Linked DNA regions of Mus musculus: region 1 is linked to region 2. A link is a loop called in an ENCODE intact Hi-C map of the cell type or tissue named here. Cell type or tissue: left cerebral cortex. All regions are shown on one strand. Each heading gives the region's core, and the rest is flanking DNA. Links, peaks and the distances in the headings are about the cores only. Region 1 has its middle 36 kb from the start of Egfl6. Region 2 holds the start of Tceanc (transcription elongation factor A (SII) N-terminal and central domain containing).

Evidence for each region. A loop is a pair of places that touch in the nucleus more often than their neighbours do. Peaks named below come from ENCODE experiments on the same cell type or tissue, not always from the same donor. Only the 100,000 strongest peaks of a DNase experiment are listed, where the experiment ranks them.
Region 1: a loop joins it to region 2, with 2.1 times the contacts of the local background. A loop is called at or near these places in 4 of 42 quality-filtered maps.

The regions. Positions count from the first base shown.
Region 1 is chrX:166,614,238-166,629,658 of GRCm38, reverse strand. No RefSeq gene overlaps it. Among named protein-coding and RNA genes, the nearest start is that of Egfl6, 36 kb to the right of the region's middle. In left cerebral cortex, for the core only: no CTCF peak of the experiment used is centred there; DNase peaks (open chromatin) are centred at 6,288, 7,833 and 8,559; H3K27ac peaks cover 659 bases.
Region 2 is chrX:166,501,797-166,517,217 of GRCm38, reverse strand. Tceanc (transcription elongation factor A (SII) N-terminal and central domain containing) reads left to right here and starts at 6,740. Exons shown (of 5, transcript NM_001007577.2): 1 at 6,740-6,925; 2 at 8,212-8,312; 3 at 9,472-9,509; 4 at 11,382-11,512; 5 at 13,813-15,421. The coding sequence starts at 13,821. The coding sequence ends at 14,900. In left cerebral cortex, for the core only: a CTCF peak has its summit at 6,771 (motif pointing right); DNase peaks (open chromatin) are centred at 4,959, 6,671 and 7,384; H3K4me3 peaks cover 1,437 bases; H3K27ac peaks cover 1,480 bases.

The DNA.
Region 1 (15,421 bases), core at 4,090-12,089, 110 kb before region 2:
ACAACTCAAGGAGGTGGGGAGGGCATTGTTGGAAAATACCAAAAAAACCAGTTAAGAGGCATGAGGAAGTGTAAAGTCAAGACAGTTTTCTAGGAGCCTCTAACAATAGCACCTTTGCATAGCGGGTTCCAGCAAAGGTCAGGGTGGGTCAGGGTGACTTTCTTTGAATGAACACTCCCAGAACCCAGGAAGCAGGTGGGTGGAGGAATGTCACTATCGGTTTTATGATTAGCATGCCTTGGAGCATTGAGTCACAAAGGTCACATTCTCAAGCCTGGGCCTAAAGACCTAGAATTTTGTTTTTACATTATACTTTTTAAGCTTGATAAATATCTCCCCCACTTTCAAGCCCCGTATTCAGGCCAACTCCTCCAAGAAGCCCCTCTGAGAGAAGACCAAGATGAAATATGAACATTATAACCTCAATATCCCATGCACTCTGATAAGTTTTGCCACAACCTACTATTGTATTTCAGTTTTCCCTATAATTTCTTCCACATGACTTCCAGGGAGCAACTATGAGGTCTAACTCCAAAGCCAGGAAAGGAAGTTCTTAGGAGGCCAAGAAGTTGAAGATGCCGGGAACTACAGGCAGATATGGCATATGTTATTCAACCTAGGGAAAAACCACTAGGCAAGCAGCCATTGGCATGCATCCAGACATATGCCAACACACACAGGCTGAACACATGTCAACACAGGCACACATAGACTGGCCCATAGGATACATGGAGACACACAGACCTACAGACACACACATACACACACACACACAAACACAGAGACAGGCTGGCAAAGGCGAGGGCTCAAGGAAAGGTAGATTCCTGACCTCAGGGCCATATTTCTACAGAATCACAAAAAAGTGGCATGCTACCAAAAATAGTTATATTGCACATTACACCGTTGCTTGCTTTGGGGTTCCTCAACCATCCGATGTCAGTCATTTTGAGCTAACTCACAGCCCTATGTTCACTGTTGGTTATATTTTAACTAACTCATACTGCATAGTCATATCCGTACCATGCTGTTTAGGTCTTCTGTTTATAATCATACTTAAAGCAAACCATTATTTCCTCCCCTCCTGCATATGTGACTTCCAGCTTGGAATGCATTGTATAGTAAGTAACCTCTCAATTCATGCATTCAGTGAACCTTTTTTAACTTAATGATTTATTGATTATTTGGAAATTTCTCATAACAAACATTGGTCTCATTCACTTCCCAGTCCTCCCAGGTCTACCTACCCCCCAACCTTTATGACTACCCCCAAAACAGAAAAGAATACCAAGTTTAATTTATGTTGCCCAAATATTCACTGGAGCATGGTCAAACTCCCAGTGATCAGCCCCCTTAAAGAAAACCGAGTCCTTCCCCATACACCACACCTGCCAGAAGCTGTCAACTATGAAGAACTATACTTCAGCATCCTTATCATAATTTTTAAGAGTTCTCTTCAATGGCTTCTTGTCTAGACTGTTTCCTTTTGGAGGGGGCTCAGGGAGAGTGGCTGTCACAGAAGCCTTCTATGTCTCTCATTCTCAACTATGAGTCTGTGGTTATCCATACCACTGCAAAAGAAGCTGTCTTGCCCCCCCCCCTTTTTATAGTCAGCAGGAGTACAGACATGGACTTCCATATGGTTTCTGGCTACCGCATGGTCCACGGTGCCACAATTTGTAGTTTCATCATTCTCTGCCTACCCAGCTGTGTTCTGCCATCATCATTCAGCGTGAGTTCACTTTTTTAAAGCATATTCCCATGGACCTGCCCTTCTCTAGTCTTTCCAGAAGCACTGAGGGTTCTGCAGTCTTCTCTGCCATTGCCTCATCTCCTCTCAGAGCCTCCACTGGTCATTCCACATAGCTCAAAATAGAAAAGTTGAGGCCAGGCTGGGCTCAAACTCACTATACAACCGCAGATGACCTTGAACTCCTGATCTTCTTGCATCACCTCCAAATGCAAGGATTATAGTCATGTGTCACTAAGCCCAATTTATGGGGTAATGGAGATGAAAACAGGGCATATCATACAATGCTAGACACTACCAACTGAGCTACATCCCCATCCTTTAATGAATCCCTTTTACTACATAGATAACATGCATGTTCTTTCTCAAACATGCTGGGTCTGGATTTCAGCTGCTACCATCTGATTTTCTAATGTGCAGGCCACAATGTAACCCAAATCAGGGCTGCAAAATGTGGTCACAATGGTTTACCACAGCTTCTATTCTAGGCCAAGTTCCTAATTGGGCTCAAGAGCACTCAAGTTACTACTTGCAAGGCACTACAGTGAATTACTGAGCAAACCGAAGCTGAAGTTCCTGTTTCTGTATTTGATTTTCTAGGGCCTCACATCCCTGGTCAGATGAGCTGCCTTCAAGCTCACTCTGAGGCCTAGACCTCCATTTCCTGCTGGCCTAGATTCTCCAGCTGCCGGGTCATTGAAATTCACCTGGTGATTTGGAGAGCCTAGCTTAGTCTTGTTAATGCAGACAGCTCCCCATCCCCCTAATACTCCCACCATCACCATCACTGCTGGTTAGCTTGAGCTCAGTAATCACTCCCTGGGGGGAAAGAATGGGGAGAGAGCTGGCAGGCAGCCCTGTTTCCTGGTTATCTGTTGGACAAATTGCTCTGCTGAGGAAGAACAGACAGCAAAGAGGACTGGTTAGAGAGAGCACAGTACACTCAGTTTTCAGAGTCTACAAATCCCCAGGGACCATAACCTAGCCATGTGGAAAATAGCTAAGAATGCACGCCCAAAAGCTTACCTTGCTTCTCTGATGCAAGCCATACTCTGTTAACCTCATAAAATCTCAAGGCAGCACCCACTATGCTCACGTGACAATGAAATAAAATGACATATCCAATTCTTCCACGACACTAGCTGTATGTGAAAGGCTCCATTGTCACACATGGCCAGTGGTTACCATACTGGACAGCAGAGACAGAGAACATTTTTGTCCTTGCAGACAACACTAGTCTACTGGTCTGGGAATAAGTGACGTTCTGTGTTCTTTGTCCTTCAGTCAGTATGTCCTGAGAACCTTCCTTTTGCTTGTCTTGTTTCTCAGCCACTGCTAGCAGGAGTAGGGCCAGGCAGGGGTTGTCCAAGAAGGCCAAGGCTCTGCGGAGATTCACACCAGCCAAATCCAGTGAATCCACCATCTACAAGTTGTGTTCTTTCCAGCAGAATGCCTCTTCTGCCTTGGCCTCAAATCCCTGGGGCTCAGCCACCCCTAACCAGCTTCACATGGCCCGTTGCCACCCGTACATATTCCACACAAATGAAAGCAAGATTTCTGGAGTGAAAGAAAAGCATGCACTTCTGACATGAGTTTTTAACAATCTTTCCATATGGGAGGCCCGGGACACCCCCCTCTGGATCTCAGATGCTGTGGTTTCTGACATTTTGAAAGCAGCTTTGAATACTTCTGGATTATTTTATAGGCTGAAGAAATTGGAGCCTCATTTTATAGCATACCATAAAAAAAAAAAAAAACTCATCATAGTGCAGAAAAAAATAAGGCCAAATTAAAAGCATATATTCCTAGAATAGCTATTGCCGAATTCTCTTTTTGAAAGTATAACATAAAACTTTAAAAATAAAATACATACCGTACCTTCACCATAGTCAGGATCAAGGAAGGACATAAAATGCTTCTTAAAATACAGTTTATTACATGTGAGTGTGTGTGTGTGTGTGCATGTATATACAAAAACTGAATGCCTTTGTTTTGAGAATCTCCATAATGTCAAGAAGATGACAGAAATACTGATAAGCCCATCCCCAAGAGTTCTGAATCTCAAAAGGGATGATCATCAGTTTGGATACAGCTTAAATTTAAGAAGCACCAAGCTGCTCCAGTGGATAGCCCAGAAGTATACAGACAGCAAAAACTGCTGTCCATGGACAAAGATATATATTATATTATATTATATTATATTATATTATATTATATTATATTATATCATATCATATCATATCATATCATATCATATCATATCATATCATTATATGTGTGTGTTATGCTTTAGTTTTCCCAGTAATTCTTTTTCAGAGACCGTAAGTACAAACTATGAAGAAATGCCATTGACTCAAATAAATATATATTACACCCAACAATCAGCTATATTTTTTTATTTTTTAATTTAATTATTTTATGCATTTTTGTGTTTGTGTATTTCGTTTGCATGTATGTCTGTCCACCACATGTGTGCCTGATGCCCATGGAGGCTCGAAACAGGCATTGGATCCTCTGAAACTGGAGTACAACTGTTTGTGAGCCACCACGTGGGCATTGCGAATTAAACCAGAATCCTCTGAAAGAGTAGCCGGTGCTTTTAATCCATGAACCATCCCTCAAGCCCTATATTCTTTTAAAATTAACAATATTTCATCAGTCCTTTTAGAAAATACCAATGTCTATCATTTTGTTTATAGCAGATTATCTTTCACTAATGAACTTGAGACAAATACAAATCGTATTTTTAAACTCATCAGTTGCTATAAATACATCATTATAAGTAAAGTATCAGGTGCTTCTTATATATTTTATGAAAATAGATCAATCATTGCAAAGGGTATTTTTGCTTTTTTTGGTTTTGTTTTGTTGGTTTTGGGTTTTTGTTTTGTTTTGTTTTGTTTTGTTTTGTTTTGTTTTGTTTTGTTGAGACAGGGTTACAGGGTTACACTGTGTAGCCCTGGCTATTCTGAAATTTGTTCTACAGACCAGAGTGGCCTCAAACTCACAGAGATCCACCTGCCTCTGCCTCTGCCTCCAGAGTACTGGGATTAAAAGTGTGCATCACCCCCAGGCTCAAAGATTCTTTTTAATATATCAGTTGGAAAAACTGATGTATTTCAACATACAAAATTACATTAAGAATAAATTTGTTCTATGTCTCTCTCTCTCTCTCTCTCTCTCTCTCTCTGTCTCTCTCTCTTTCTCCCTCCCTCCCTCCCTCCCTCCCTCCCTCCCTCCCTCCCTCCCTCTCCCTACCCCATTCTCTCTCTATCCTGACCATGGAGACAAACACACAGCTCCAGTTTCAAGTCACAATTCACAGCAAGGTGCTTGAGGATCGATTTATCTTTGTGCAGTTAGACAGATTTTTGATGGATTGTTTAGTCTGAGGATAAATTGCCACGCTGTGGTTCAGATGCAGTAAGGAATATGTGGGAGCCTATTTCAACCAACTGGAGGGATGTTTCAAATGAAAGAAGCACATTCCTTCTCCACTGCCACCCCTCCCCCTGAGATTGGACTTTTGTCCCTGTGTACATTAACAGAAACCTGAAGTTGAAAAGATTCCTCAGGGTTGAGAATATTTACTGCTTTTACAGAGGACCTGAATTTGGTCTCCAATATCCACATTGGGCAGTTCACAACAGCCTGCAACTCCAGCTCTGGAAGTTATTGCCTTTGGTCTTCACAGACAACTGAGGTCACATACTGACAGTCACAGACACAGACACAGACACAGACACATACAGACACACACACACACTCACTCACAGAGAGAGAGAGAGAGAATTAAATAATAAAAAATGAAAATTCAGGTCTGGAGAGATGGCTAAACAGTTAGGAGCACTATGTTTCTCTTCTGGAGGAACTGAGTTCAGTTCCCAGCATGTCAGGTGGCTCACATCTCCTTTAACTCCAACTCCAGAGGATCAGTGCCCTCTTCTGGCCTCCACAGGTACCCGTATACACTCACACAGACACATCAACAAAATAGAAATAAATCTTAGCAGTAAACCTGTAGTAGAGCCTCAACATGAGTTAGGGTCGAACATCATGAAGAAGAGATGCTTTGGCAATAAGGTGCAGGCATAAAGAAACATCTAGGCAGCTTTCTCCAAGGTCACCTTGATCTTACTGTGGACCAATTATGCAATAAGTCTTGCCCTGGGCCATGGCATAAATACTAACTCCCTCACCCGACTCTGAAGCAGACAGAGTCCTTTAGAAAACACCGTATCCCTAGAGCTAATGGATGGTCTGAGTACTGTTTGGGCAAGCTTTCCTAAATACTCCTCTCAAAAGAATTCTTCAGAAAGAATAAATTCTCATTTCCGCTCCCCAGCCAGCGAGTACAGTTGGAGCCCCATTCTGTCTTTCCACTTAGCCTCACAAAATAACAGTTAGTTCACTTCAACACGACAGATATGACTGCTGATCAAAGTAGGGACAACAACAACAAAAGGCCATTCATAATGTGCAGCATCCTCTCCTCTGCCTCCCCATGTATCTTGGGATACAGCTAAAATATGGGTTTGGTCAGAAGCCAGGCCCCATCTGTTTCTTTAAGCACTAAACCCTCTGAGACACCCTGTGGATGGAGAACTTGTGTCTGTACATCTAAGCTGGGCTTGAAATGCCATTTGGTGGAAATATGATACGTTCCTGTTGTGGCTTCAGTGCCTAAAAATCCTGCCATATAAGATAGCCTTGGTGTTTACTGGGTTGATTTGGACAAAATTTGTATGCAATAATAATATGATAAAAGGAATAATATGATATTACATATATTATAATATATATAAATATATATTATATTATACAGCTCTTATCCAACCATGCAAATGAAAAAACAGTCATCTGCTGGCTAAAGCCCATTCTAAGTTCTCATTGTCTGAGGGTCTGGGGGGGCAGTAGGGCAGAGTTGGGGGGAGGGAGAGAGAGATACACTGAGAGGCATCAAGATGAAAGAAACCCACAGGACACTGGAAACCCTCCAACTGTGATCTATCTTTGCCAAAACAGAGCACTGCAAAAAAAAAAAAAAAAAACAATGTATAGCCCATAAACTTAGGGGGAAAAAAGAGTCTCAGAGCCCCTGGCTTAAACTCTTTCCTTGCCTGAGCCTGGCTGCAGCTCAGGCTCAAACCTTTCCTTCAATAAATGGTCTCTTCCTGATACTACCCACTTGTCCCCGTATTGTCATTGTTTGGAGACACCAGGAGCCTGGAAGTATCAGCTGAGCTGAACTTATTCCTACAACTTATATCTGGCAGAAGTCCAAGGACCTAGGAGGAGAAAGTATTTGAGCCCAACCTGAACAATGGGTACAGACAAAAAAAAAAAGGTGACTTCATTTTCAAGGCAAGTGATGGCGATTCAATGTGACTGACACTGTAAGACAGCCTTGTCAAAGTCATGAAGAAAGGTGGCTCTTTGTAATAAGCCAGTACTGTCTCACAGAAGGGTGTGCCATTTCTGAGCTCTGGGTTGCAAATGCACAAGCTGGAGTACAGCTCCCCCTTGTCACTGTAGAGGGAAGGGAGGGGACTTTCTACTGCATACCCACTCGCATTTCTTACGGTTTTTTTCTTACCTAAACATAACTTTAAACACTAAACAGCCCCCAAGTCTATTTGAAATGACTAAGCCGAGAATCCCAAGTTCCTGAAAGCATTTCTCTAGCTTCAGTTTTAAATTCTTCCACCAGTGACTTTGCAGGTAGAAAGAAGATAAAGGCTGTGTGTTGAAACTTTGGTGGAAATTCTGAGGGCTAAGAAGCTGGTGGCATTTCGTAAGTGGCTCCTGAGAGTCACTGTTACAGACAGCCAGGAAGCTGTGTGGGGACAAGCCTGACAGTTCATATGCAAGCAACAATTCCATCTCTCCCAGGGTTCATTTCACAGGTGGATTTTGCCATCCGCTCCCTTGAATGCACTTGACTTTCTAAATCCACTTCTAAGACAAATGAGAACAAAGCATGAAATAGTAGACAAACTCTAGGCCAAATGTATGCAAATGCAGCGTTCTCATTCAGAAGAACTGGGCCAGATTTTGTGGGAGCAGCACAGCTCTGCCCCAGTTCTCAATCCTTGAATAGACTCCGAAGACAATGAACAGAGATGAGGGATTTCCCCTCCCCACTGGGTCTGCTATTTTCCTCATACACATTTGCAGCCTTGGACTGCAATCCAGTTTCAGCATTCCATCATTAGCTTGTCACAGCATCACCATCTTTGGTTGGTTGGTTGGGGGAGGGTTGGTTTTGGTTTTTGTTTGGCCCTGGCCTTTCGCCATACTTAAGCCATATTTCATCCAAGGTCTAGGGCTGAGTCCCGTGCCGCCGCCCCCCCCCCCCGCCCCCAGCCCACTTTCTGATAGGGAGAGAATGATACAGAAACAATAAAGACCAGTTAAGGGAAAAACTGGTTCCTTTTGGTCAAGAAAATGAAATGTCTGACTTGAGTGGAAATAGAAACAACTTAATCCAGTGAGGACAATAAATCACCTGATTACGGAAACGCCCCTCAGAAAGGCAGGCTCCGTAAGCCTCGAGGAAGAGATAAGTGCAATAATTACGGCTTTAATGAGACAATGAACTTTTACTTCCCAGAATTTCCTCCCCCATCACAGTCCTTATGATCCGCCCGGATGTTCAGGTGGGTCGTAACTATTTCTCTCTGTGTCTCTCTCTGTCTCTCTGTGTGTCTCTCTTTTCCAGGCTGCCCAGAGCCTAAGTCTGAGCTAAGTCTGCTTTTTTTCACTCTTTCTCTAAAGCTTCCCTCCCTGCCAAGTGGCTGCTGGTTCACCCTGAGGCTGACCTCCATGCAGGCCTAACCCAAACTGCATGGCACTTTCCCTTCTCCTCTTTGTTCTCCTCCTCCAAGTTGGCTGCTGAGATTTACAGCTTCCCTGCCCTGTGGTTTTCTTTTAAACTCTAGTCAAATTGATCTCCTTGAATAAACGTTGGGTTTGCTTGCCTCGCAAACTTTTCCTGCCTTTTCGCTCATTAAGTAGCAGAGAATGAACCTGCTCTGAACTCCTAAATGGTTTCAGGAAGAGAACAGCAAAACCGCCTGAAGGAAAACAGTGTCCTTGAGACTAGCTAAAAGGCAACTGTGTCCAACAGGCATTCCCGTGGCTTATCCCACAGTCCAAACGTGCCTTCAGTGGAAAATGAAACCCGGAAGTTCATCCATGAAGCAAAAGCTCCGTCAGCAGCATCAGCTGACTGCCTCAAACTCTCCAGGTGATTGTTTGCTCCATGCAGTGAGCACCCCATTTGATGGTGTTATCTCCATCTGTTGCCCTGAACTCTCCCAGCTTAGAACTCCATCTGTGCATTTCCTCTCTCGGTTTCTGCTGGATATTATCAATACCTAATGTACTGATGTTTTGCACTCTGTCTCTCTGTCTCTGTCTGTGTCTCTCTCCTTCCCTCCCTCTCTCCCTTCCCTTTTCTCTCCCCTGCAAAAGTAAGGGCCACAAAATACATCCACCTTAATGTTTTTGTTTTTTGAGCCAGGGCCTCTCACTGGACCTGAAGTTCACCTATGCATCGAGACAGGCTGCCAGCAAGCTCTAGGAATCATCATTCCTCCTCCTTCGGGCTGGCCTTCCAGGCATGCCCAGCTTTTCAAATGGGTGCTAGGGATCCAAAATCCAGTCCTCATGCCCAAGAAGCGCCTATTTGGCCAATTAAGCCATCTCCTCAGTCTTGAGACGGACTGACTTGTACATCAACTCTGAATGTGATCTCAAATGGAAATGGGTGATTCCTAAGCAAAAAGGCATAAGAAAAATGTCTGGCCTGGCCTATGACCATCATCTGGATGTATCTTAGACACCTCTAGCTATAGAAAACATTAGTAACCCAGGGGCCTGGTGGCTGTCTCTGCAATCTATCAAAATGTGTACACCCAAGTCACTTTTCCTGCTGCTGATTGAGTTGGGACATGATTTAAGAGATCCACTGTTAAGAGAAATTACTTTTCTTCTGACGGTGGACTCTGAGACCAAAATACTCAGGCCACTCTGCCACCCTTCTTGGTTGTATTCTAGGATGCTCCAAGCAACCTTCCTCCCTTCTGTCCTTCACACACTTCCACTCCAGCATTGCCTAACATTGTCTATATTTTCTCCCGTGGGCATTGTCCCTAATATAATCCTTGTTCCCTTTCTGACCGACCAAGCTTAATCCATACCCCTCTCTAGGTCTTACTTCGGTTTGCTAGCCCAGGTGTGAGTTTTCTCCCATGCTGTTTTGCATTTTGCCAAGGACCAGCCTCAGCTTGGAGAAGGGTTCTCAGAGTGTTTGAGAGCAGAGAAACAAATGATTCAAAGTCATCTCATGGGTTACTAGCTGGTGGCCTACGCTCTGCTCAAACCAGCTTTCTAGCCAGTTTTCTCTCTGTTCTGCTTTTCCTGGGGATCTCCAGATAGCTCTTTCTCGATTTTCTCATCGAGACAGATTTCCAAGTAGTTCTCTCTTGTTCTAAAACACTCTCTGGACAGCTCATCTAGTGGAGAGCATAAGCCCACTCTTTTATTTTACATATCAATTCAGTCATTCACTGCAGGTTTCCTTTTGATTATTCTACAAATCAGCACCCAAAGACATCAGACCCTCAATTCTCATTAGACTGCAAGCACACATTTTTTTTAACCTTTCAAAAGAATCCAGAGATCTGCTTGCCTTTGTTAAACACTGGGAATAAAATAGCTGGGTGGAACCCCACCCTGAAATTACCGTTTCTACCTTGCCTGGCCCTGGACCTAAATTCCTTCTGTCTCAGGCTCACTTTGAACTCAGGAATCCGGCTGCCTTTGTAAGTATAAGCAAAGAAACTGAGCGGGATGGGATCTCCTGAGATCTCTATCTCCTTCCTTAGCATCTTTCTGACAACTTGGTCCTCAGTGCAGCTGCTTTTGCTCCTTTAGTTCCTTGAAGCCCCTCATCTAATTCATATTACATCCTTATATTTTGCATAGTTGAAAAATTGTATACTTTTGGATTCATGAATTTGGAGCTCTTTCCCACAGCCTTAAGGGTTGTCCTGAAGGTCCCATCGTTCACCATTTTGCTGAGACATTAGACACTCTTTCACCTCCCGGACTCATGCTGCCTCTGATTACCATGGAGACATTAACATTAACAAGTAGGGTGGCATTCCATAAAAGAGGAATGAGGAAATACGTGCATTATTATACCAACAAGCCTTACACCCAAAGCAGCCATGTGGAGGCCCATACGCTGGTGACCCTGTTCCAGGGGCTGGGACCATATCATTCCAACCCTATCAAAGCTATGCTGGACTCAGCAGCATTTCAAGCCAGCTTTATTGGAACGGTAAGTTTTTTCATCCAGATTCTCTGTTCTGATTATTAACAAACCTTAGTCTTTTTCCTCAATCATTTCTGTTTGTGGTATACCCTGCCTGTGATGATTGTTGTGCTGGCTAATTTTATGTCAATTTGATACAAACTAGAGTCATTAGATAGGGGAAAACATCAATTGAGAAGATGCCTCCATAAGATAAATCTGTAGGCAAGCCTATAGGACATTTTCTTAAATGGTGATCCATGAGGGAGGTCTCAGCCCAATGTGGAAGGTGCCATCCCTGATCAGATGGTCCTGGGTTATATAAGAAGGCAGGTTGAGCAATCCCTGAGGATCAAACCAGTAAGCAGCACTCCTCCGTGACCTCTGCATCAGCTTCTACCTCCAGGTTCCAGTTCTGAATTTCTGTCCTGACTTCCTTCAATGATAAACAGTTATAAGGAATGTAAGCAAAATAAACCTCTTCTTACACAGTTTGCTTTCAGTCATGGTGTTTCATCTGTTTCATAACAGTAACCCTAACTAGGATTTGGTTGGGTTTTCTTTTTATGATTTAGATTCTGCCAGGTGTGGTGGCACATGCCAGTCTAAGACTCTGGCTAGCCTTAGCTTACTGGGGACTCCCTGAGTGAACGGCTCAGAGCCAGGAATCGACACAAAAAGCAAGAGGAGTTTATTATTCCAACATGTTAGGGGTGCCCTGCACATGGGGAGAGAACGACCATGCACAGCCCGTCCAGTGAGCCTTTACACAGTTCCCCAGGCAGCAGCCATTAGGCACAATGTGATTGGCAGAACAGTGTGACTTTTAAACTGATTGGTCTATAGGGAATAAGGTGGGTGGCCAACAGTCTTGGTACATGTCTATGAGCTCCAATGCTTGGTTCCTTCTCCCTATGGTCTGGAGGGGGGGGTCTGGTGGAATTTTCTAAAGTTCCTGAGCTAACCTCTTCACCAGTAATCCCAGAACTCCAGAGGCTGAGGTGAGAAGATTGCTGTGAATTTGAGGCCACTCTGGGTTATATAGCACGTACCAGTCAACCAGGGCTGCATATTGACAAGATGGGGGACAAGTATGAATATGATCAAAAATTCATTGTAGAAAATTCTCAGTGGAATGAAGAAAAGATATTTTTTAAGATGTAGTTTATAAATTCCCTAATTATTATAGCAGGTTTAATAAATTCTAGAAAATTCTATCTTTCACTCTTTGGCACAGTCTGGAAAATGCTGATGGCTATTCCTTATTAAGCATGGGTTTTGTTTGATTGGTTGGTTTTGGTTTTTTGAGACAGGGTTTCTCTGTGTAGCCCTGGCTGTCCTGGAACTCACTCTGTAGACCAGGCTGGCCTCGAACTCCAAAATTCGCCTGCCTCTGCCTCCCAAGTGCTGGGATTAAAGGCATGTGCCACCACGCCCGGAAGTTTTTTGGGGTTTTTTGTTTTGTTTGTTTGTTTTGTTTTTTACTTTCTTAAAATTGCTAACTGGGGGCAGTCTAGGATTTGTCTTTCTGAGATGGACTGGAGTTGCCAGAGAGAGCTGTACTTGCAAGATTTGGAAGAATTAAACCAACAAGCATATTACAAATAAGTCATAAAAGGTTTTCCCTTTGGCACAGGAATCCCTGACTCACTGATTATCTGAATGTCTCCCACTGAAGTACACCACTTACCTTCTTTAATGTAATGATTTATTTATTTTATGTGTATATGTGCATTTGTGTATATATGTTTCTGTGTATGCAGGTTTGCATGTCTGTGTGTGTGCATGCACATGTGGAGGCCATAGAACAATCTTGGGTGTCATCCTCAAAAGGCTTTCTACCCTCTTTGAGACAGGGTCTCTCATTGGCTAGAAACTCAGGAACTAGGCTAGACTGGCTGGCCATCAAGTCCCACTCTTGTCTCCGCTTCTCCAGCACTGGGTTTGCAAGCATAAAACACTATGGCCAGCATTTCTTCAGGGGTTCCGGAGATCAAATGCAGTGCCTCATACTTCCATTGCATGCATTTTCATAGACGAAGCAATTTCCTCAGAGCCCCACTCCACACTCCTTTCTTCTTTAGACTCACAAATACAGGTCAAATGTCACCTCAACTCGCTGAAGATGAATTTTGTAGGATAGACTTTTAGTCCATCACATTCTGAGTCAAGTTAGTGAAAAAATGATTTGAATGCAAGATCCACATTTACTTCTAGAAATGAATCATCTATAGATATAGGAATGGTACCAAAATGTCTAAGAGGGGACAGTGGGTGCCTAAGGGATATTAAAAAAGGAAGACTGGCTTTAAAAGTTTTTAAGCAACAAAAAATTGAATCAACTCAAGCAATCAATGAAAATATGATTGTTGGGGGCTAGAGAGATGACTCAGAGATTAAGAACACTTGTTGCTCTTGCAGAGAACCCAGGTTCAGTTCCTAGCCCCTACACATCATGCCTCAAAAGCATCTAATGCCCACTTTTGACCTCCATGCATACCACACACACATGTGATGCACAGGCACACACACAGGCAAAGCATTTGTACTCTTAAAATAAAGAAAGAAATGTAAAAAAATTTTTAAAGAAAATGTGATTATCCTTGGGATTATTTAGACATCTGGATTTAGCTAGTTGATTTAATTTGTGGCCTGCTGCGGTTAAAGCTGCTGGAAGATGCAACTCAGTGGTAGATCTCTTGCCTGGTTTGCGTGAGGCCCAGTACTGACAAAAACATCTGGACAGTGACAATCTTGATTCTCTCTGCTGCTACCTTGACCCACTGTCCACTATTTCTTTCCAACCATGTAGACACAAATAAAATCTAGTGCATACTTTCTGCTTCCACTTAGCTCCTAGGAAAACCTTTTAAATGAACAGCTTTTGTCTCTGATAATTGACAGCCATCAGTTAAAGATAGTCTCTTTGAAGAATTCCCATCTTGTATAGGCACAGAAATACCTCGAAGAAAACAACCACGATCTGCAACACTACAATGTTTTTCCATTTGACAAGTCAAAAAAAAAAGTCAAATATCCCCAAATGCCTTTCAGAGCTGATGACTTTTTAAGGAGAGAAAGGAGAGAGGTAGAATATTTCTAAGGCAACAGATGGAAAGTATTATGGACCACGGTGAAATAGTACTGAATTACACCCAGGAGATCACCCTGGTTATAATTATGAACACTTATGACATGAAGAACTAAATTACTAATGTATAAATGCAGCAACATGAAGCCTTCAACTCTTGGCCAGAGGCATGCAGTTCCACCGCACCATTCTAAAGCCAGTGATTTATATGCGTAATGTTTCCAAGATGAAACCAGCGCTCCCATCCTGATTATTCGAGAAAATGATAAATGGTTCATTTCCCGATGAAAGAGAAGTCGTCTTGGCACTTCATGTGAAACAAAGCACAAAAGAGAGAAAATGTCACTCAGTAAAAACATAAGTGGATTCCCCCCACCCTCCTTTGTGTACTATCTAGCCAAAATGGCATGAAATTGATTGTCTCGTGACTGATTACCTCAGGTGGACCTCATTTCTAGGCCCCAGAAGAAAGGCTTAGAAGCTCACAGGGAGGAGCCAGTGAGCTGCATTGTTGAACTTTCTACACGTGGCAGAGGAAGCTCTATGGTAGAGAGAATGGAGATTGCCTGGAATAATAATTTTAAATCTTGGAGCAACACAAAGTAGGGAGCGCCTGTGCCATTGCCAATAAACGGTGGTATGGCAGGACTGTCTGGACCTGACTGCTGCTGTCTGGACCCGAGGATTAGGAAGAGGAGGCTAGAATTCCCTTGGTGTTCCAAACTGAATTTTTAATAGATCTTAGAAAAGAGGAGAGGGGGGGGGGGCAGCGGGAACTGGGAGAAAAGGACGAAAGGGAAACTGCGGTTGAGATGCAATATATGAAAGAAGAATAAATAAGAATCATTTTTCACCTTTTTCAAATCAGTTATGCCCTTGTATGTCTGATATTATTCATAATTCAGTTTCTCTGAATTTGTCATTCTTTTCTATATTTTTCCAGTCTCCCTGAAAATTATTAGACTGTCCCATACTTCTCTTAATTTCTAGATCAGCTCTACATCATTTCCCACAATCCTTTTTCTCTTCCACAACTACCCTCTCTCCCACAATTCTTTGAAGTCCCCATAGCCCTCCATTGCCTGTCACAGCCTCTGTTCATTCCCACAATTCTTATTATCTCCCCAACTCATCTTCTTTCCCACGATTCCATCTTGCTCCCACAATCTTCATTTTCTCCCAGAGCTCCAGGACCTTGCTGTAATGCTCTTTCAAATCATGATCACAATCTCACCTGTGTCCTACAATCTCCTATGTTCTC
Region 2 (15,421 bases), core at 3,514-11,513:
CACTGAAATCCAACAGCCCACCAGGGACAATTCTCGTGCAAGCCACAACACCCGGTGATCCTAAAGTGGGCTTGAGGACCACTCACCTAAGTAGATAATCCTGGAAATCTCTAAAATTACAAGAACTGATCATCTAAGTGTCCATCCAAGAGAATACGAGAACTCCCACACTTTACTGATAGAAGTGTCAATTATAGCAAGCATTTGGGGAAAATATTTGGCAGTGTTGCCAAAACCAAATGCTTGTCCTATTTCCTAACAATTTCACTCCTGAGTAGAACAGGGTACATATTCACCAACAGAAGTGGATGAAAATATCCACAGTAGTTTATTTCATGACTGTCCAAAACCAAAACCAAGGCCAGGTGTGGTGACTCATGCCTTTGATCCCAGCACTTGGGAGGCAGACAGATCTCTGTGAGTTCAAGGCCAGCCATCAATACATAGTGAGTTCCCGGACAGTCAGGGCTATGAAGAGAGACCCTGACTCAAGAGAAAAATGAAAACAATTAAAATGGCCACCAATATCAAAATACATATATTATGTTAGCTGTATACAAACCAAGACTATACAGAATGAAAGCCTGCCAGAGGCAACTTCCATAGACATAAAATTGAGTGAACCAAACTTATATAAACCAGCACTATAAGTCTGTGGTGTGTGGTGTGTGTGTGTGTGTGTATGTGTGTGTGTGTGTGTGTGTGTGTGTGTGTGTGCGTGCGTGTGAGTATGTGTACATGCATGCTGGAGAGGTCAGAAAAGCATGTCAAATCCCCTGTAACTGAAATTATAGCCAGTTGGGAACCACCAGGTGGGTGCTGAGAACTAAACTTGGGTTCTATGAAAGAACAAGCGCTCTTCATTACGAAACCCATCTCTCCAGCTCCTCCATCTTACTTTTTGAGCCAAGAGCTCTCCCCAGTGCTGGAGCTCACTGCTTCAGCTAGGCTGTCTCGCTGCCTCCAACAAGGAAGTTACAGATGTATATAGCATTACACCTAGCTTCTCTGTAGGTGCTGGCAACTGGAACTAAGGTCTTCACATTTGTACAAAAAGCACTTTACCTACTGACTCATCTTCCAGCCCAGTAAGTCTACTTTGAATAAGGTTCAGGCAGATAACACTAAGCTCTGGAGATGGACGTCAGCAAGAACTTACCCTGTGGTAGTAGAATGAACAAACAGGAAGCACTTGAGAGCAAATCTTCCCTCCAGAAGACATATTTTTTTCCAAGATATAATTTTCAGCAGTATCCACTTTAGTGCACTCCCTTGTCAACAAAAGACATCGAACCGAAATCACGAGTCTATGATAATTAAATGTCAAAGGCTAAACCAAACCAGGACTGCGGGTGCACACCTAGAACCACAATACTCAGCAGCTTGAGGCAGGGGGTTCACTGTGTATCCAAGGCCAGCCTGGGCTACAGAGGGAGAGCTTGTCTCCAAAATTAAGGTTTTGTAACAATGAAGTTAGCACTTAGCACAATTTCTGAAAGTGAAAAGCTTTAGCCAGGTGTTGTGGCCTCCGCCTTTAATCTCAGCACTCAGGAGTAAGAAGCAGTCAGATCTTTGAATTTGAGGCCAGCCTGGTCTACAGAGGGAGTTCCAGAACAGCCAGGGCTAAAAGTGAAAAGTCTTTAACCTATGCTATATAAACACACACACACACACACACACACCCCTCCAACCCTGACAGTCTGAGTTTGATCCCTGGAACCCATATGGTATAGAGAACTGATTTTCACAATTTGTTCTCTGACAAATTGTGTGACATGTGTGTGTGTGTGTGTATACACACATACACAATAATAAATAAATGTTATCTTTACACTTTAAATGATATATTTTTTAAAATGTAGCCAGAGATCCAGATGCCCTCCTGAGCCTGGAGAAAGGCTTCAGCTCCCTCTTGCCGACAGACAGTTTTCAGTCCCTGGCCCACCAGCCAGCCACGATCTGACCTGAGCAGACAATAATTTCCTTCTCCTGGAAGATACACTGTTTCTGTGTCCTTTGACTGTGTATGTCTGAGGTATCTGTTGCAGAAGCTAAACCTAGAATTTTTGCTTCTACAATCTTTGTGTTTTTATGTTTCCTGCTGTTCTGAAACTCTTGAAACTTGAAGGGAACAGTTCTCTTTAAAAAAAAAAAAATCCATTATATTCTCTGAGCTTTATGAACATCCCCAGCTAAACCCAAAGTCTGGTCCTGATGTTTAAGAGGAAATGAATGTCAGTCAGCACCTTAGAACCCCAGAAGAGATGCAATTGCTCTGACTTCATTCCATGGACAACATCTGCAGCTTTTTCCTAAGTAAGCCCCTGGAGAGGCCCTTGGAAGGATTTTTGCCTTCGGTTTCTTGGGAATTTACAGGAAAGGGGCTGTCTAGCTGAGCTCAGGAAATCCATGTTGCTACTCAGAGACCTAATTAGGATTGAAAAGTAGTTTGCACTGCACTAAATGACATTGATCCAAGAGCACTTGATCTCGGAGTACTGAAACAGCTGAAAGGTGCCTTTGAAAACAAAGAGCCCAGGGCTGGAGAGGTGGCTCACTGCTTCAGAGCACTTGCTGCTTTTGCACGGGATCCAGTTTCAATCCCCAGCCATCTGTAACTCCCGCTTTAGAGCATCTATCTGATGCTCTCTTGTGGGGTACCAGGTGTTGTGTCTGGCCAGCAGATCACAGCCTGGGTTTTAGCCTGGAAAGGCATTTTGGAAACCTGGAAGAGAAGAGGGGCTAGGTGGCGAGAGAAAGAAATGCAGCTAAGACAGGCATTCTGATCAAAGCTCAATTTTACTGTTCTGCACGCAGTTATAAAGCAGGGGAAGGGGGCCCGATTCCCGCCAATTAGTCTTGGGGTCCAATAGCAGGGTGACCACGTGCACGGCTCCGAACAGCAAAGTGGCAGGTTCTAGCAGTGGGCGTGGCAGAACGATAGAGCCGGCAAGCTCCACCCCTGAGCAAGCAGGTTTCAGGCTGGGGGAGGGGAGACTACAACCAGGTACTCACGCGATATACAGATGATCAGTCAGGCAAAACACTGAGACACATCAACTAGGAAAGTAAACAAATCTTCAAATAAGAGCACCCGAGACAAGACCCAAAGCCTATGTTTAACTCATCATAGAACTCAGTACTTTAATTGACAGTCAGTGGAACATTGCCCCAACCAATAAAATTCTCAGCAGTTTTCCTGGTGTGTATTTCCAGTTCAGTTATGGAGTCATTCCAGATGTGCTGAGCCAGGACAGTTCCACAGAGCTTGCTGCAGTAACTGACATGTTGTCTACCTGTGCCATATACTACAGTACCCATTTTCCACAGTAGCTGATAACTTGGCATTGAGGCAGTGTAACTGAGGAACTGGGTTTTAAATCTTATCTAAACAAAAATAGCTGTAGATGCCCAGTGCAGCGACGAAGGCAGGTCTACACGGGTAACTCTAACTTGCCTCTTAGGTGATACACTGTGTTTTAGAGTTTTTAGATTTCTTTCTTCCTTCACACCCTCTGGTGTCTGGGTCATATCTGGTTTTTTTTTTTTTTTTCAGAATTTTGACTAATGTTTTTCTTTTTTTTTTTCTAATTCTCCTCTGTACAGTAGGGTAGGCAGCTTTTCAAATAGCTTTTACTATTTAGACTAATTCATTCCGGGAAATGTTTAATAGTTTTGGTAGGACTGTTCGGTTTGGGGTATTGATGCACCGCTGAGGATTGAACCTAGGGCATATTTCATGCTCGCACAAACAGTCTAGAGCTCAGCTACACCTTCATCCGGGTACAGTTATTTGCTTTTATAGACTTTTTTGTTTATTTATTTTACGTATTTTTGTTTATTTATTTTTATTTTATGTATATGAGTATCTTGCCTGCATGTATACATGGATGTATACCATGGACATGCCTATGGCCAACAGAGGGTAGAAGGGGACATCAATCCCTGAGTTTCACACAGTTGTGAGCCACCCTATGGGTGCTGAGAGTCAAAGCCCAGATCCTCGGAAAGAGAAACAAGTGCCCTTAACACTGAGCCAGCTCTTCAATCCCTTGTGAAAAATATTATATATTTCAAGAATTGTGCATTACAAATCTCACCAAGGATTTAGTCCCGCTAGGTGACTGCTTAAGGACAATGATGTTTCAAAGCCCTTCATTTACCCCCCCCACCATGCTCCCCTATGCTCCCAGGGGGTCAGGACTGAACTCAAGGCCTAGCGCACCCTAAGTGAGCACTCTCCACTCAGCTGAGTGCTGTATATTGGTATTTGCATATTCCTGAAGGTGGCCAGAGTAACTCAGAAAATGAACCTAAAAGTAACAGAGGACCAGGAAGAAAGAAAGAAAGAAAGAAAGAAAGAAAGAAAGAAAGAGAGAGAGAGAGAGAGAGAGAGAGACCACTAAGGCATATGACATTAAATAGGAGACTACTGACTGCCAGTATACTTGGAGTTCCTACACAGTGAACTGCAGCCTAATCTTGGATGTAAAGAAAGTGCAACTCCAATGGGCAAGCATAACAGCTAAGTCTTAGCCAATCACAGTATTCCAAGTGAGCAGACTGTGTACCCAGAGCCCCATTTGGAGCAGCATCTAGCCAAGCCATTTCTTCGTGATTGTGCTTTCTTTCCATGCGACCAATATTGCCTTGAGAATGCTCTCGGTTTTTCTTCTCTGGTCCTGGGCAGCACTGCCTAATTCACAAATATCAGTCTTTGCTCAAATGAATTCTACTAAAAGTAAGCTATCAAAAATTATCGGGTTTTTTTTTTTTTTTTTTTTTTGTACTAAGCAAAGATTCTTTGTAATTCAAGCCGGGCTCTTCTAGGCCTTGTGTGCGCACATCTTCAGAGGCCAGCTGTAGCAGAGTCCTGATACTTATCATTTACTCAGAGCTTCTCATTCTCACTACACAATCTCGCTCAGCATCTGCTCCAGTTCTCCACTCTGTACCACCCACTTACACCTACACCCCTACTGTCAGATCTGCAGCCAAAATCCCATTGGGTTAGAGCCTAGCTTGGTTTCTGTTGCTGGGATAAACACAGTGGTCAAATACAACTCAGGGAGGAAAGGATTTATTTCATCTGACAGGCTACAGTCCATAATTGAAGGAACTCAGGGCAGGAACTGGAAGCAGGAACCATGGAGGAATGCTACTTACTGCCTTGCTCCCAAGTACACATCAACTACCCTTTTGTATACAGCCCAGGCCTAAGTACTAAGGATAATATGGCCTTCCCACAGAGGGCTGAGCCCGCCTACATTAATTAGAAATAGAGAAAAATGCCACACAGATGTGTACAATTTTTCAATTGAGACTCCTTCTTTCCAGGTGTGTCAAGTTGACAAGCAAGACCTTGCAGTTTTGTAAATCAATTATTTCCGAGAACTTCAACACCAAATGGTGTTACTTTCAGAGTGATAAACCATAGCAAAAAACAAAAAAAAAAAAAAACAAAAAAAAACCAAAAACTTCTAGACTGGGCCTAGTGATACACACCCATAGTATCAGCACTTGGAGAGCAAGAAGATTATCCTAGTTTGAGGACAGCCTGGACTACATAGTTGTAGACCAGGCTAGACTACAGTGTGAGAATCTTGTGTTTAAACCAAACCAAACCCAAACCAAGATTGCTTTGTAATCATACCCTAATACTAACCGTTCAAAACAGAAAAATAATCAGGCATCCCTTATCCTGATCAGTGTGAGTTCCTTGTCCTCCCTCTGCTGAGGTAAAATCTCTTACATTCATGACCAGATCACCCTGCTGTATCCCTGCTATGAACAGATCCAGTACACAACACTGAGGGGTTGCTTCCTTAAATCTTTTCCTGAATTGTTTTGGCATTGGAGGTCAAAGGAGTCTGCCACATTTTCTAGTTCAATTATCACTGTGGTTTTAATCCTTGAAGGCAGACCATGTTCACACATACACTCAGGTTTCTTGTAACTAATTACTGAATGGTTACTACTTCCTTTCATTCTTGTGATGCATGTTATATGCTTGTTGGACTAATTACTGTTAGGCATGACAGTAATTATGGCTTGCCTTTTTGCTGCCTGGTTTGTTAGTTGAGAGAGTCTTACTATGTAACCCTAGCTGGTCAGAAACTTATGGACCTTCTCCCATCTCTGCCTCTGGAGCGCTAGTATTATATGCCACCAGGTTTAGCCATTTTTATATTGATTTAAAAAAAAAAACCCAACCATTTATTATTACAGACCATCACTGTTAGCCATTTATATTTTATTTGATTGTTCTTATGGAGGGTTTTACATTTGTTTATTTTTATTTATTTAGGAAGGCGAGTACCGGGTCCAGCCTGTTTAGTTTTGCCCCAGGCTGTCCTCGAACTCGGGATCCTCCGGTCTCTGTACTTTAGTCTTCAGCCTTTGCCTACTGGGGTCCATCACCACAGCCAGCCTGTTTTTATTTTTGTCCCATCTGTTTTACTGGTTTGACGGAAACTAAAAAGAGTAAGCGCATCAACAAACGTTGCCACTGAAACGCAGCAGCCGGGTTAGTTTCACTTCGGGCCTTAGCTCCTCTCTCAAGGGACCACTCTGCGAGGCCCGCGGCCGCTCTGCGCAGGCGCCAAGTCCAAAGCACCTTAGCGTCCAATCCCACGCCCACGTTGGCTCGCCGGAACCTTAGGACTGGTGCAGGCTCTGTCGTCCGGCCCCAAGAAACGGAAGTTCCCTCCAGGAGGAGGCGGCACCGCCCACTGGAGGGCGGCGCCTGCGCTTCTGGGCGGGCGGTGCTGCGGCCGCTAGGGCAGTGACCGAGCATCTCCGATGGCGGCGTTCCGCCATTTCCGTTACCTCGGCCCCCGCGGAAGGGCTAACTCCCGGGTCCAGTGGAAGGCAATCCCGGCTCGCAGGGGCGCTCTGGTGCTCCCCGTGCCCAGGCTGCTCGAAGGTTGATTTCCTCCTCCCTTTAGGTGCTGTCATTGGAGCGGGCCGGAAGGCGCGCCGCCATGGCTGTACGGCCTCAGGGCCGTCCCCCGGGGTGGATTTCTGCAGGCTTTGTTTAGTAGTCAACCCCACCCACAGGAATCTCTCTGGGCGGGCCGGTTCCTCTCCCTGTCCCTTCCCCCGGGATCCTAACGTGGCTGCCTAAAAACAACGCCCCGCCAGCGTCTCGTGTCCTAGCCCCCCAGCCCCCCATGGCCCGTCCATTCCCTTCTGAGCCAGGGCCTTGAAGCTTGACCGATAAGTTTAGCCTGGAGCTAGAAAATTTCTCTTTTTTTCCCCTCCTGGATGTTGAGAGAGATTTAAAGACTGCTGGTCTGTTCCCTAAGCCTCTGGAAAATTTCACAGTAACTTTCCTGTGCTTTTTCTTCACGTTTGGACGATTTTAGTGCAGATGTGTGTATGCCCTTCCTATAATTGCATATTCCCAGGCGTCTGCATGCATTCAGGCAACACATGGTAGGGCCGACTCTTGCTGTCACTATAAAAGGTTTTGTATGTGCACACACATTGTACACACACACACATATACATACTCATACACACACTGGTAAATGGTAAAATGTACACTCATATATGAACTACAACTGCCATGAAATGTGTCTGATCTGGATTGGAGTGTGTTCGAGTGTAAAGCACAGCAGACTTTTGTTTTTGAGAATTAACACAAAAAGGAATTAAAATACCCTTTTATCAGATTTTGAAAGGACAGTATTGGGGCGAAGCTTAGGTGTAGCTCAGTAGTAGAGCACATACTTTAATCTGCCTAAGGCCCTGGGTATGAACTCTGCCACTGCATTTTAAAGGAAAAATATTTTAGCTAAGTAAAACTAGAATTAATTCCAACAAATTTTAACATACTATCACACATTTAAAAAATATCTTTGTGGCTTGAAATCTTTATATGAGATAGCATTGCTCTACAAAGGGTGCTTTCAAACAGTACCCTGTGGCCAAACACAGACTGCCCACATTCTCTTTTGAAATACAGTCTCTTGTAGCCCTGGCTGGCCTCTTTCTGACCACACTGGCTTTATGAGGTGTGCATAGAGGGGGGTGGGCTTGAGGAGGGTGCAAACTCAGTGCCCTGTGCATGTTAGGTAAGTGCTCCACGAACTGAGCCTCATCTTCAGACCCCCTCCCTCAACACACACACTTTAAAAAATAATTTGTGCTAATCAACTTAGATGTCTTCCTTAATTACTGTCCTCCCCCCTCCCTTTTTTGAGACAGGGTCTGACACTGAACCTGAAGCTCACCAGTTCAGCTAGACTGCCTGGCCAGTGAACTCCAAAGACTGACCTGTCTCTCCCTTCCCGTTGCTGGAATTACAGGTGTGCACCATAAGCCTGGCTTTTTATGTAGATGCTGGGGATCAAGACTCAGGTCCTCATTGCACAGCAAGCAGTTTACCACCTGAGCCATCTTCCCAGTTCCAGCCTGCCTTATTAGGTTTAATTGTATATAGATGTGTGGGTATATGCATGTGAGTGCCAGTCCTACAGGAGGCCAAAGGCATCAGGTTTTCCTAAAGCTGGGTTATAAGCACTTGTGAACTACCCAGTATAGGGTGGGAACTAAAGGGGATGTAGGGGAAGGAGGCAGGAGGGAGGATAGCCCAAGCCCGGCCAGCGTTCCTCCTATGCTCTGGGCAGGCAGACGCCGTAAGGCTGCCAGAAGCTTTCCACTCAGCCCGGGTGGGCATTTAAGCCACTGACCCCACTTGACAGGGGGTGGGGTGGGGTGGACAAGGGGCAGCCCCTGAAACCAGGGCCCCCAGGACAACACCCTGTTGCCCCGGCGTTATGGGAGCAAGGGCTGAAGGAAGAGAGGTAAGGGCTGAAGGAAGAGAGGTTCCCACACAGGTGAGAGTAAGTGTAGGGGGCCTTGATGAGCAGAGACAGTCTATGGTTTTAGAGCTTTATTGTAGAAAGGCAGGGGGAAAGAGAAAAGAAAGGCTAGAGAATAAGAGTAAGAGAGTGAGAGGAGAGGAGAGAAGAGTAAGGGGAGTAAGAGGAAGAGAGCGAGGTGGAGCCAAACAGCTCCTCTTATGGTTTGCTGTAATCTTTACTATTGCTAGGTAACTGGGAGGAGTTTAGCCTGAAGGTCAGAAGCTTGGGACATTGTCTACATGACTACTAGCCATGCTTCTCCTGTGGGGGTTGAGGGGAAAGTAACTTCGACAGGAGCCAGGGTCCAGGAGACACGAGGGAACGCCTTCCATCCCATGTAGGTGGGAATTACCACCACTGGGTCCCGGGGTTCAACATCTAGCCTCAACTGGAAACCAGGCTGTCTGTGCATAGCCCAGTGCCCCACAGTGTAGGTGCTGGAAACTGAACCTGGCTCCTCTAAGATAGCAGTACACAACTGCTTAACCATCACTCCAGCCCCATTCAGTATTTGCTATCTGTTTGTTCTGCTGCAAAAGTAATAGAGTTAAATAGTCCCTGCACCAGAAGTCTAAAGTATTTCCTATCTGTCCTTTTACAGAAAGTATTTGCTGGCCTCCTGTCCTGGAAAAATAGCTGGTATGTAGATATTAAATCTTTTTTAATGTTTTTTTTTTTAAGACAAAGTCTCACTATAAAGCTCATGTTGTCTAGACTTGACAAACATCCTGCCTTAGCCTCCAGAGTGCTAGGATATATGTGTCAGTATACTTAGAAAGATTTATTCATTTTTAAGTTACAGTTAATATATTTGTGGTGTGTGAATGCACATGTCGAAGTCAGAGGAGAACTTGTCAGTTCTCTTACTCTAGTACCTTCTAGGGACTGATCTCATGGTGTCAGGCTTGGAGGGCAAGAGCCTTTACCCACTGAGCCAGTTTGCCAGCCCCTGGCAATTTTTAAAATATTTTTATTATAAATTCACATAATTGTCAGCCACTTATAAAGACTGAGTGATTCATTAAACTATCTCTTTTGATTCACATATTAATCCAGGATGGCAGAGTCACCTTTTTTTAATTTTCTTTTTTATTAGATATTTTCTTTATATATATTTCAAATGCTATCCCGAAAGTTCCCTATACTCTCCCTTCACCCTGCTCCCCTACCCACCCACTCCTGCTTCTTGGCCCTGGTGTTCCCCTGTATAAAGTTTGCAATGCCAAGGGGCCTCTCTTCCCAATGTTAGCCAACTAGGCCATCTTCTGCTACATATGCAGCTAGAGATACGAGCTCTGGGGGCACTGGTTAGTTCATATTGTTGTTCCAAATATAGGGTTGCAGACCCCTTCAGCTCCTTGGGTACTTTCTCTAGCTCCTCCATTGGGGGCCCTGTGTTCCATCTTATAGATGACTGTGAGCATTCACTTCTGTATTTGCCAGGCACTGACAAAGGAGACAGCTATATCAGGGTCCTTTCAGCAAAATTATGCTGGCATATGGGTTTGGTGGTTGATTATAGGATGGATACCCGGGTGGGGTAGTCTCTGGATGGTCCATCCTTTCGTCTTAGCTCCAAACTTTGTCTCTGTAACTCCTTTCATGAGAGTCAGGCATTTTGAAGATGATGAAGTAGAGGCACAGGATGATCACCAACTTGTCTAGTATTCCCTCATTTTGAGGAACTATAGTTTCGTTTTCTTTTCTTTTTTTTTTCTTTCTTTCTTTCTTTCTTTCTTTCTTTTTTTTTTTTTTTTTTGAGACAGGGTTTCTCTGTGTATCCCTGGCTGTCCTGGAGCTCACTTTGTAGACCAGGCTGGCCTCGAACTCAGAAATCCGCCTGACTCTGCCTCCCGAGTGCTGGGATTAAAGGTGTGTGCTACCACTGCCTGGCTGGAACTATAGTTTCTTGAATATCCATATCCAAAAAACTGCTCAGACCTACTTGATTAGCCCACAATGGACACCATTGGGTTTTTTGATCTAGGATTTTTAAAATTTTTTGTTAGCATACAGAATAAATACTAAGGAGTTTCATTTGTTTGGTTTGGTTTTTTTGTTTTGTTTTGTTTTTTTTTGTGAGGGGTGGTTCTTGAGACAAGGTTTCTCTCTGTAACCCTGGCTGTGCTGGAACTCTATCTGTAGACCAGGCTGGCCTCAAATTCACAGAGATCCACCTACCTCTGCCTCCCGAGTGCTGCAATTAAAGGTGTGAGGCACTGGTTCACCATGGGCTCATCCTTACTCAGCTCAGCATCATAGGTTTTGTTTGTAGCTATCATTATGCTTTATTCTAATTTATCTCCCATACCCACTGTCCTTTCCATGTTTCCTTCCCCTCTGATGGATTCCTTTCCATGCTCTAGTTAATGCACCCTTCTGCTTTCATGTCGCATGTATTCGTTACCCTCTCCCCCACCCTCTTCTCGTTATCATTGTTCTATTTTTATGGTAGAAGAGTTCTGAATGACTAAAAAAAGAACTAGAATTGAGGTGGATTTTGTTTTCCAGGACTTTCCAGGATACAGTGAGTGAGTACAAGCAAGTTGCTGTAGAGTGACAAGAACCTCACAAGCTAAAAGAAGAGAAAGCATTTTGGACATTGCGTAACAGAAGAGAATATCTACTAAGGTGCTTGTCAGGTATGTGCAAGGGAACAAAATAAGTATTATTATTTTGTGATAAATATAGAAAAAGATGTTTTTAAATACGGTGTCTTAGGGTTTTACTGCTATGAACAGACACCATGACTGAGGCAAGTCTTATAAAAAACAACATTTAATTAGGGCTGGCTTACAGGTTCAGAGGTTCAGTCCATTATAATCAAGGCATGATGGAGCATGGAGCATGGCAGTATCCAGGCAGGCATGGTGAAGGCAGAGCTGAGAGTTCTATGTCTTCGTCCAAAGGCTGCTAATGGAAGGCTGACTTAGGGTGAGAGTATTAAGCCGACACCCACAGTGACATACCTACTCCAACCAGGTCACACCTATTTTAACAAGGCCACACCTCCAAATGGTGCCACTCCCTGATCCAAGAATATACAAACTATCACATATGGTAAACATGAAAACACTGTAGTTACTTGATGTTTCTCCCAGACTTTCTCAGTTGCTTTATGAAGTTCATATCCCAGGCTTACTGTGCAACTTGAGGTAACCTGAGCAGAAATAGCACCATACACTTGCTCAGTAAACATTCATTGCCTCCCACTGTTAAGAGAGATATATTACAGACTATCAGGAATTGTTTATATCACAACATTTACTGCATTACAATCACAGTTGTAGAGGTTTTCATTTGAATTGTATACAAAAGTATTTTTAATAGTTTCTTATGTAATAGGACTTATTTAACAAAGTCTGAAGTTAGAGAGGTTCTGTGTATCTAGTCCATCAGCAGGACTGCCGCTCTTTTTGGTACTAATGGCAACCTATTGGTCAGGTGGGTGGAGGGGTCAGTTTCTGGGTGTGACTTAAATCACAGTTGGCTGGAGAACTGAACCAATGTCCAAGTCCTACCCTCAAAGGCTCCAGTTCACTCTATCTGGGATGAGGCTCTGGCACTGCTTGATTTAGTTTTTGTTGACTTCCCTGGATGATTCTACTACACAGCCATGATAAGAACCACCTGTGGTGATAGCAGGAAGCCAGGTTTAGGGAGCTGTTGGAGCAAAGGCACAGCTGGGAAATGGAGCTATGCTTGTCTGTGGTTGAGAGTGGTCAAGGCAGAGAGCCAGCATGAGGTGCTGTTTATGGAATCCACTTACAGGCTCCATTCTCGTGGGTGGAGAGAACTGTCTGAAGGACTTTAAGCAGGAGAAACACACACACACACACACACACACACACACACACACACACGAGTTAATATGGCCAACCTCTATCTGCAAGGAAACCCCATGTTATAGCTTCAGTTCCAGGGAGCTCTGATACTTTCTTCTGGCTTCCACAGGTACCAGGCATGTATGTGGTGCACAGACATACATGCAGTACATATAGGCAGGCAAAACATCCATACACATAAAATTACAAAAAAGACCCTACAATAGGAGAATTTTAAAAAATACATATATGTGGTATGTGGCACATGAATTTGCAAAAAGGGATTACTGGTTATTGTTTTTCACAACTTTCTGTAAATCTAGAAGTATTTCCAAATAAAGAATAAGTGGAGCATCTGGATGTGACCTTGTTTTTCCAACAGTCAAATGTCATCACATTGAGTTCTGTTGAATTTCAGGGTTCATTAGACCTGCTTCCCAACCTGTAATGCCTATTTCTTTACATTGATTCAGACATTAGCATCCCTCTTTTGTTTTGTTTCCTTTTTTATATTTAAAAAAGTACCACTACAAATATTATAAAGGCATTAAGTATCTTAGTCTCATGGCTGATTATGAGGAGAAAATAGCCCAGTATTTGCTTAGCATTGTCTTATGGATGCTTATGTGAGCATGATTTTATACCCAAAATGATCATCACATTCCAACCAAGATGAGTCAGGGTCTCATGCATTCCAGACTTGCCTCAGCTTTTCTGTGTATCTAAAGATGGCATTAAACTCCTGTTCTTTCTGTCATCACCCACAAAGTACTGGGATTGCAGATATACGCCACCATGCTAGGTTCCTGAAGAATCTTAATCTAGAAAAATACTGATTTGTATTATTGTGGGAAACTTATAGTGGATATTCTAGAAAGTCTCTGAATATTCTGCTTAAACTTTGCAGAGCCACTTTCCTTCTGTTATTGAGAATCAAAATATTGAAAGTTGAGTAGTTCATGTCACTGTTGTATCTAATTTGCCACACCTGTTTATATTACTCCTTAAGAAAACATCACATGGACAACTGACAGAAGTTCTAGTTTATTATCCAGGAGCTGCAACTAGTAAAGGCCAGCTTAAAAAATTGAACCACCTTTTTCTCTTTTTCTTTGCAGCTGTGAAAATGTCTGACAAGAACCAAATCATTGCCAGGGCTTCCTTGATTGAGCAACTGGTGTCTAAAAGGTATTTTGAGGATATTGGTAAACAGCTTACTGAGCTAGAAATGATTTATGTGTCTAAGGAGCATCTGCAGGAGACAGATGTAGTCAGAGCTGTTTACAGAGTCCTCAAAAACTGCCCATCAGTGACTTTAAAGAAGAAGGCCAAGTGTCTGCTGGCCAAGTGGAGAGGTTTCTATAAGAGTACACACTGCAAACCAAGGCAAAGCCCTAAAGTACTCCACACAAATGCTAATAAAGAAGAAAGTGCAGCAGTTTCTCAGGATGTAAGCCAGGATGAAACCTCAGGCTCTAGCCATAGTGAGATCATGGGTCTCTGCAGTTCTCTCTCTAGGCTGTTACCCCAAGATGCTGCAAAGCCTGCTGCAGCAATTGGATCTGAAAGTAGCACTGCTCAAATGGAAATTAATGAAGGATATTTGAAGGGTGATGACTCTGAATGCACTCGCAAGAGCTCAGGTGTGTTTCAAGGTACTTTAGTGTCTGTGAGATCTAAGTGCGTAGAACTTCTTTACACAGCATTAGCTAGTTCTTGCACAGATCACACAGAAGTGCACATATGGCAGAACTTAGCAAGAGAAATTGAAGAGCACATTTTTACCCTTCATTCAAACAATATCAAAAAATATAAAACTAGTATTCGAAGCAAAGTTGCCAATTTGAAAAACCCCAGAAATTTTCATTTACAACAAAACTTCCTCTCTGGAACCATGTCTGCAAGGGAGTTTGCTGAAATGAGTGTCTTGGACATGGCAAGCCAGGAACTCAAGCAACTGAGAGCTTCCTACACAGAATCCAGCATTCAAGAACATTGCCTTCCCCAATCAGTTGATGGCACATGGACAAATAAAATTAAGTGTAGGCGCTGTGATAAATACAACTGCAAGGTCACTGTGATTGCCAGAGGAACACTTTTCCTTCCAAGTTGGGTGCAGAATTCAAACCCAGATGAACAAATGACCTATGTCATTTGTAATGAATGTGGGGAGCAGTGGTACCATAACAACTGGGTATGCTTGTGATTTGTAAATAATCCTTTTAAGGGCATATGTTTTATATGTATAACCTAACCTTTTGTGCTTGGTTTTTGGTTGTTGTTGTTTTGTTTTTAGTTTGTTTTTTTTTTCTTTTCTTTTTTTGTTTTCCTTCGAGACAGGGTTTCTCTGTTTAGCCCTGGCTGTCCTGGAGACCAGGCTGGCCTCGAACTGAGAAATCCACCTGCTTCTGCCTCCCAAGTGCTGGGACTAAAGGTGTCCGCCACCACTGCCCGGCTTGTGCTCTTTTTTTTTTTTTTTAACAAAATCTTAATCTTATTTTTGCCTTTGGGTTTTAGTTCATGAAAGATGTCATTATATAGCCAAAGGTGGCCCAGTCTCATGAGTGCTTGCATTATAGGCGCACCTGGCTTTATATACTGCTCTTACTACAACCCTAAGACTAAGGAAAGAGAGTTATTTGCCAGAGTGTAGGCCATAGAAAGCTATCACACTACTTTGTGGCCACTTAGTGCTTTACTCAGAGTGGCACTGTAGCTCCACACTAC